Linked DNA regions of Homo sapiens: region 1 is linked to region 2. A link is an interaction called in ENCODE POLR2A ChIA-PET data of the cell type or tissue named here. Cell type or tissue: IMR-90. All regions are shown on one strand. Links, peaks and the distances in the headings refer to the core of each region. The heading gives the core; the rest is flanking DNA. Region 1 has its middle 69 kb from the start of LINC01765. Region 2 overlaps NGF-AS1 (NGF antisense RNA 1).

Region 1 (2,922 bases), core at 313-2,812, 200 kb before region 2:
CCTCAAAATCAACATCTTCCTAACTCAACTTGTTATCTTTCTTTCTTTACCTGCTCCCACTCTTGCATTTTTAAATGCAAGAAAAAAGTGTTGAAAACTTTATTTTCAACGAAAAAATAACCAAGAAAATTAAAACTGTTTTTGAAGATCCATGCTTGTATTTTAGTTGCCCAATACAGAACTTTGGAATTTTCCCTTTTACTTAGACCAAATTCTTTAGAATCTAATTCAGAAAATATTTCTTGAATCTACCCTTTCTTTATATCCCTACTGCTACTACCCTTTTTATGTCTCATTTTGTGCATTCACCTATGAATGGTGTTTATTGCATGCCTATACTATGTAGCACAGGCAATCTGCTCTGTGCTAGGATACAAAGGTGAACAGGACATGATACTTGGGTGCAAGAAACTTAACTCTGTGTGAGGGGTAAAGAAGGAGACAAAAACAAATAATGATGGCAAAATATGATCTTTTTTACATATGCCATTTTTCTCCTGAGCCATTGCAATAGATCTTGACCTCTTTCTGCCTTCTTTCTCTCCCTCTTTATCCATTCTCTTCATTGCTAGCAGAATTACCTTCCTAAAATACAGACTGGATCATGATCACAGTCATCTTTGCCTCCCTGTTGCCTAAAGAATGAAAGCTGTAGTCCTCAGTATGTTGGTTAAGGCCTTTACAAGCAGGCCCAAATCTACCCGTCCACCTCTCCATTCTCTCCCCTTTAGCATTGAACACTATGCTTTAGCCACATATAGACTGCTAGTAGGTCTCCAGTATGCCTCATAAACTCTCACATATCTGCCTTTTATTTTCCTGTCCCTTTAGTCTTGAATGCCCTTCAAATCTCATTCACCCTCTGGCTAGTTCTTACTCATCTTCCAACTCTTACTCATCATTTAAGACTCACCTTCCTCAACTTCCCTACCCCGAGGCAGAATTAATTACATCCTCCTTTTATATACCATAATTATATAATTTATTTCATTATATTATAGATAATTTATAGACGCCGAATACCCTCTTACCACCTACCATAGTTGTCAATATATGTTGAATGATTAAAAAATATAAAATATTGAAAATATACAGTGCACCACTGTAGGAGGTGTTCTTATTTTTACTGGTAATGCCATTGTGAAAAAATAAAAATACTCAGAGTCCCCAAGTGCCTTTCCAGGGTAATAAAAATTCCTGCATTTGGAAATCAAAGGAAGTTTCCATGTCTTTTTTTACCCTGTCTCTTTCACGTAAAGTTTGGGGATACAGGTTGAGACATTTCTGTTAGGTTATACTGAGTTTACGAGGTATAAGATGGGACCAAATGACCTCAAGGATTCCCATCAGAGAAGTACGCAGTGGTGAGAGCGGATTCCTCAGGGATGTGGAGGTCAGGAGAAAGTCCCACTTTCACTTCATGGATGCGGCTGAAGTTCTTTCACAATCTGTTTCATGGTGCTGGTGGTGAGGTATATGCGAATGTGTGTGTGGCAATACTTGGAGATAGTTTGAAACTTAGACATGACATGACCTCGACGTGACTCACTAGTTGCTGTCAGCGCATCTTCCCTAATAACTTGATGAGTAAGTGGCAAAATATCTGGCCTAAGCTCTTTTTCCTACCAAACCCTGCTTTGAGAATGCAAACAAGATGCTTCAGAAAAGAATACGCTCCACATTCAATTAGATAAAGATTTCTCATACATTTGGGAAAAATCACTCAGAAAATTTTCAGCCCTCATTGCAGATTAATCCCCAGAATTTCGTTTTATAGACTATCCACTATTTCAAAACATTTCCCACAGGGAATTCTATCAATGGGTAGTAAGTCTCCAGAAGGTTACAGATAGGAGCTGGAATTCTCTCCTTTTTTTTTTTTTTTTTTTTTTTTTTTTTTTTTTTTTAAAAACTAAATTTCCAAGAACTAGACCAGATGATCCCTAGACGTGGTTTAGTGTTTTGTGTTTTCAGGCTTTTAGTATGTTGGTGCTGGAAGGGACTTAAGGGAACATCTGGTTCAGGCCCCTCACTTTACAAATGGTATCAGGAAAGTTAATGGCTTTTTAAGGTCATCTAGTGTATCAGGAGTGGAGCTAGGACTAGGACTCTCAGGCCCTCTAACCCCTAGCCAATGGATCATCTTTCCTCCATGCCAAGTTAGACACAAGGCAAATTGCTACACAAGATGAAGAGAAATTTTAAAGAAATACAGGCCTTTCAACACCTTGAGTATGGATGTGTACCACTGTTTTCCTGAGACCTGAACTTCACTGTAGGACCACCTCTCAAAGGGAGACTTATAAGAGACTTCTGCTGCCAGCCCTTGTCTTGCACATCATCTTAGAGGACCTGGAGATGTTGATGTGGATAATGGATCAATATTTAACTTATTTAACTTAGATTTTAGGGGCAGGTTAATTCAATGAACTTAATTGGTATTTGCTCTGTCCTCCCATAACAAACAAGAATCTCTAGCGCATCTCCAACTTTCAGCCTCCTTTATCCCTTAATCATTAAAAACTGCTTTCTACTCCCCTGTGAGTGAGTCCTGCTTCCCTCTCTTTCTATCCAGTTCAGGCCCACTCCCACCCTTGCTGCTCCTCAATGGGATGCTTCACCTGAGCCCATGGAGCCCCAGTTCTATTAACGACATATTCCCCTTAACCTTTCCCTAAAGCCCTTTTTCTGCTTCCTTACCACAACAGACTTGCCTTTTCCCTGGATACTGTTCTTGCAATCTTCTTCCACAGAGATTTTCCTTCTTCCATTCCCAGTGGAATAAGGAGGGTGGGTAGAGTGAGTTTCTTCATTTCTTTCAAATTGTGCCCATCAGTCATCCTCAGGCAATCTCAATACATTTACTTTTATTTTGAAGTTTATCAGTGGCTCACTAAGCCTTCTCTAGGAGTCTATTTTTTC
Region 2 (2,922 bases), core at 286-2,785:
TTTTTAAAACTTTTTATTTTGAGATAACTTTAAATTCACATGCAGTTGCAGGAAATAATACAGAGAGATCCCTATATTCCTCACCTAGTTTCCCCCATTGGTAACATCTCAATAACTATGGCATAATATCACAACTTGGAAATTCACATTGATGAGGTACATGGATCTTCTTCAGATTTCACCAGTTTCACATGGACCTGTGTGTATCAGTGTGTGTGTGTGTGTGTGTGTGTGTCTGTTTGTATCAGTTCTGTGCAGTTTTATCACATGTGTAGATTCATATGGCCACTACCAGAGAACAGTTCTATCACAAGGACCCCCAGTGCTACCCTTCTATAGCTATTTCCGTTTATCCCCAGCTCCCAATCCCTGGCAGCCATTAATTTGTTCTCTATCTCTATAGTTTTGTCATTTCAAGAATATCATATAAATAGAGTTATACAGTATGTAATCTCTTGAGATTGGCTTTTTTTCACTCAGCCTAATTTTCTTGAGATCCATCCATGTTGTTGCATTGGTCAATAATTCATTCATGTTTCTTGCTAAGTCGTACTCCATGGTTTGATGGACCAGTTTGTTTAGGCATTCAATTGTCGAAGGACATTTGCACAACCTCAGTTCTTTTGAAGTCAGTTTTTGTAGAATGTCTTTTGATTTGAGTTGGTCTGATGTTTTCACATATTTAGATCATGGCAATGCATTATCATCATGAATACCACAAAAGGGCTGTGCCCTTCTGAGTTCATCCTATCAAGGAGTACATGAAGTCAATATGTCTCATTACTGGTGATATTAACTTTAATAGATTGGTTAATTGGTGTCTGCCAGGTTTTTTTCTGCTGTGAAATTACTGTTTTTCCTTAGTAAATAATAAATATTTTGGAGGAAATTGCTTTCTTTAACGGAACTTTGATAAATGTGGATGGTGTATTCTTAGCTTTCATATTTATCTTGACCCACAAGCCTGTGGCTTTCTGGGTCACTTTGTCCAAAGCAGAGCCAGAGCTTGTCATGAGGTATCAGTGATTAGAGGAGGACGCATTATCCAAAGAGGAAACTAAACACTCTATGCTTCTTAGAACACATTCTTCAATGTCAAATCTTGATTGAAAAAAAAAAAAAAAGCCCAGCTAAAAATGCTAGCACTGTGGGTGAGGACACACTTTTCAATAATTTCCTCTGGTGGGTTACGCACCTGCTTAGATAGCGAAAACTTGTCCCTTTGGAAGTAGATTCAGCTAAAAGTGTGCTGTGGGTGGCTTTGACTCAGACCTCTGAAGGGAGCAAGGTTGGCCAGTCACCTACCTAGATGGGGACCCATCTGCTCTGTGTCTCCTGTTATAATGGAGGAGGGGTCCTTCTCTCACTTGAGAACAACTCTCCCCATTGCCCACCAATGCTTTGGCTCCTATCCTCTTCCTCATTTATGGGAACTTTATGCTATCACTTTTACCATCTTTCTCTGTTACAATCTATTATCGATCACGGCTTGAACTACAGATAGTTAAACATACTTAAATCTTTCCAGTCTTAAAAGTTATAAGGAATATAAATAAAGTAAGTAAGTGAGTAAGGAAATCAGTAAGGAGGTGCCCTGAAAATTCCAAGGGGCCCAAAACTCCAAGGACATTTCCACCCCACCTATAAATGAGTGGCTCAGTGGCCATGTGACCTGGTTTTGACCAAAGTGATGGCAAGATGGGTTTGCTGTGAATGTTTCTTCTTGCTCTCAAATGACAGACACATGGATGGGTTTAATCTTTTTCTCCCAGTGGACAGGAACCAGGAATGACAGTCCTGACTTCCACATCAGCCATCCTACAATTGCGATATGAACCAGGTTTAGGATGAAACAGCCATGTGGATGTTGGAATGGAGAGATGGAAAACATCTAGGCCTTCCAACATGTTAATGTTGGAAAAACAGGATATAGCATGGTTTCAGGTAGACCTAGTTTGTTCTAGCTCTTGCTCTTACTAACAAATTACTTCATTTCTCTCATTCTCAGCTTCCCTGTAAGATGAGAATAACAATAGTGAGAAGAATTAACATTTGATGAGATCTAATTATGTGCTAGGCACTGTTCTAACTCACTATGTCCATTCATTAAATAGTCACATGATCCTAATTAGATGAACACTCTTATTGTCCATGTTTTAGAGAGAGGAAAAAAAAAGCTTAGAGAAGTTGTTTCTAGCACAAAGTCACAAAGCTAGTAAAAAACGAAGCCAAAATTCCAAACAGATCTTGGGGTTCTATCCAACTCCAAGTTCTTACTACTTATTTGGAAGGAGGTATAATTTGAGTCTGAGCCCTTACTATCTAGCACAAGGCCAGGACATGGTAGGTGTTTAATAAATGTTTGTTGAACAAATGTGGACTCTTCATATACTTTTTGCCAGCATAGAAATTGGGATTTTCCTTTTGTGAGCAGAGAAATGCTGAGAGCTGATTGGAAAGAACAAGAACTCTGACTGAAGGCAAGTTGTGACTTGTAGTTGGAGAGACTTAATGTCACCAAGCCACCAGTTAGTGGCCTGTTCTATGTCCCTGGAAACCCAAGCTGTGCTTTAGGCCAACAAGCTAGGAAATTATAAACAGATCTGTAGTACATGGGGCTCTGTTTTTTTTTTTTTTATGGAGTCTTGCTCTGTCACCCAGGCTGGAGTGCAGTGGCGCGATCTCAGCTCACTGCAACCTCTGCCTCCCAGGTTCAAGTGATTCTCCTGCCTTAGCCTCTTGAGTAGCTGGAATTACAGTTGCATGCCACCATGCCTGGCTAATTTTTTGTGTTTTAGTAGAAATGGGGTTTCACCGTGTTAGCCAGGATGGTTTCGATCTCCTGACCTCGTGATCCTCCCGCCTTGGCCTCCCACAGTGCTGGGATGAGAGGCGTGAGCCACTGAGCCCAGCCACATGGGC

What was found. Peaks named below come from ENCODE experiments on the same cell type or tissue, not always from the same donor. Only the 100,000 strongest peaks of a DNase experiment are listed, where the experiment ranks them.
Region 1: POLR2A ChIA-PET joins it to region 2 with 5 read pairs; 4 of 35 experiments call an interaction of 5 or more read pairs at or near these places.

The regions. Positions count from the first base shown.
Region 1 is chr1:115,167,395-115,170,316 of GRCh38, forward strand. No RefSeq gene overlaps it. Among named protein-coding and RNA genes, the nearest start is that of LINC01765, 69 kb to the left of the region's middle. In IMR-90, for the core only: no CTCF peak of the experiment used is centred there; a DNase peak (open chromatin) is centred at 1,517; H3K27ac peaks cover 1,366 bases.
Region 2 is chr1:115,367,378-115,370,299 of GRCh38, forward strand. NGF-AS1 (NGF antisense RNA 1) reads left to right here. Exons shown (of 2, transcript NR_157569.1): 2 at 1-695. Among named protein-coding and RNA genes, the nearest start is that of NGF, 31 kb to the left of the region's middle. In IMR-90, for the core only: no CTCF peak of the experiment used is centred there; no DNase peak of the experiment used is centred there.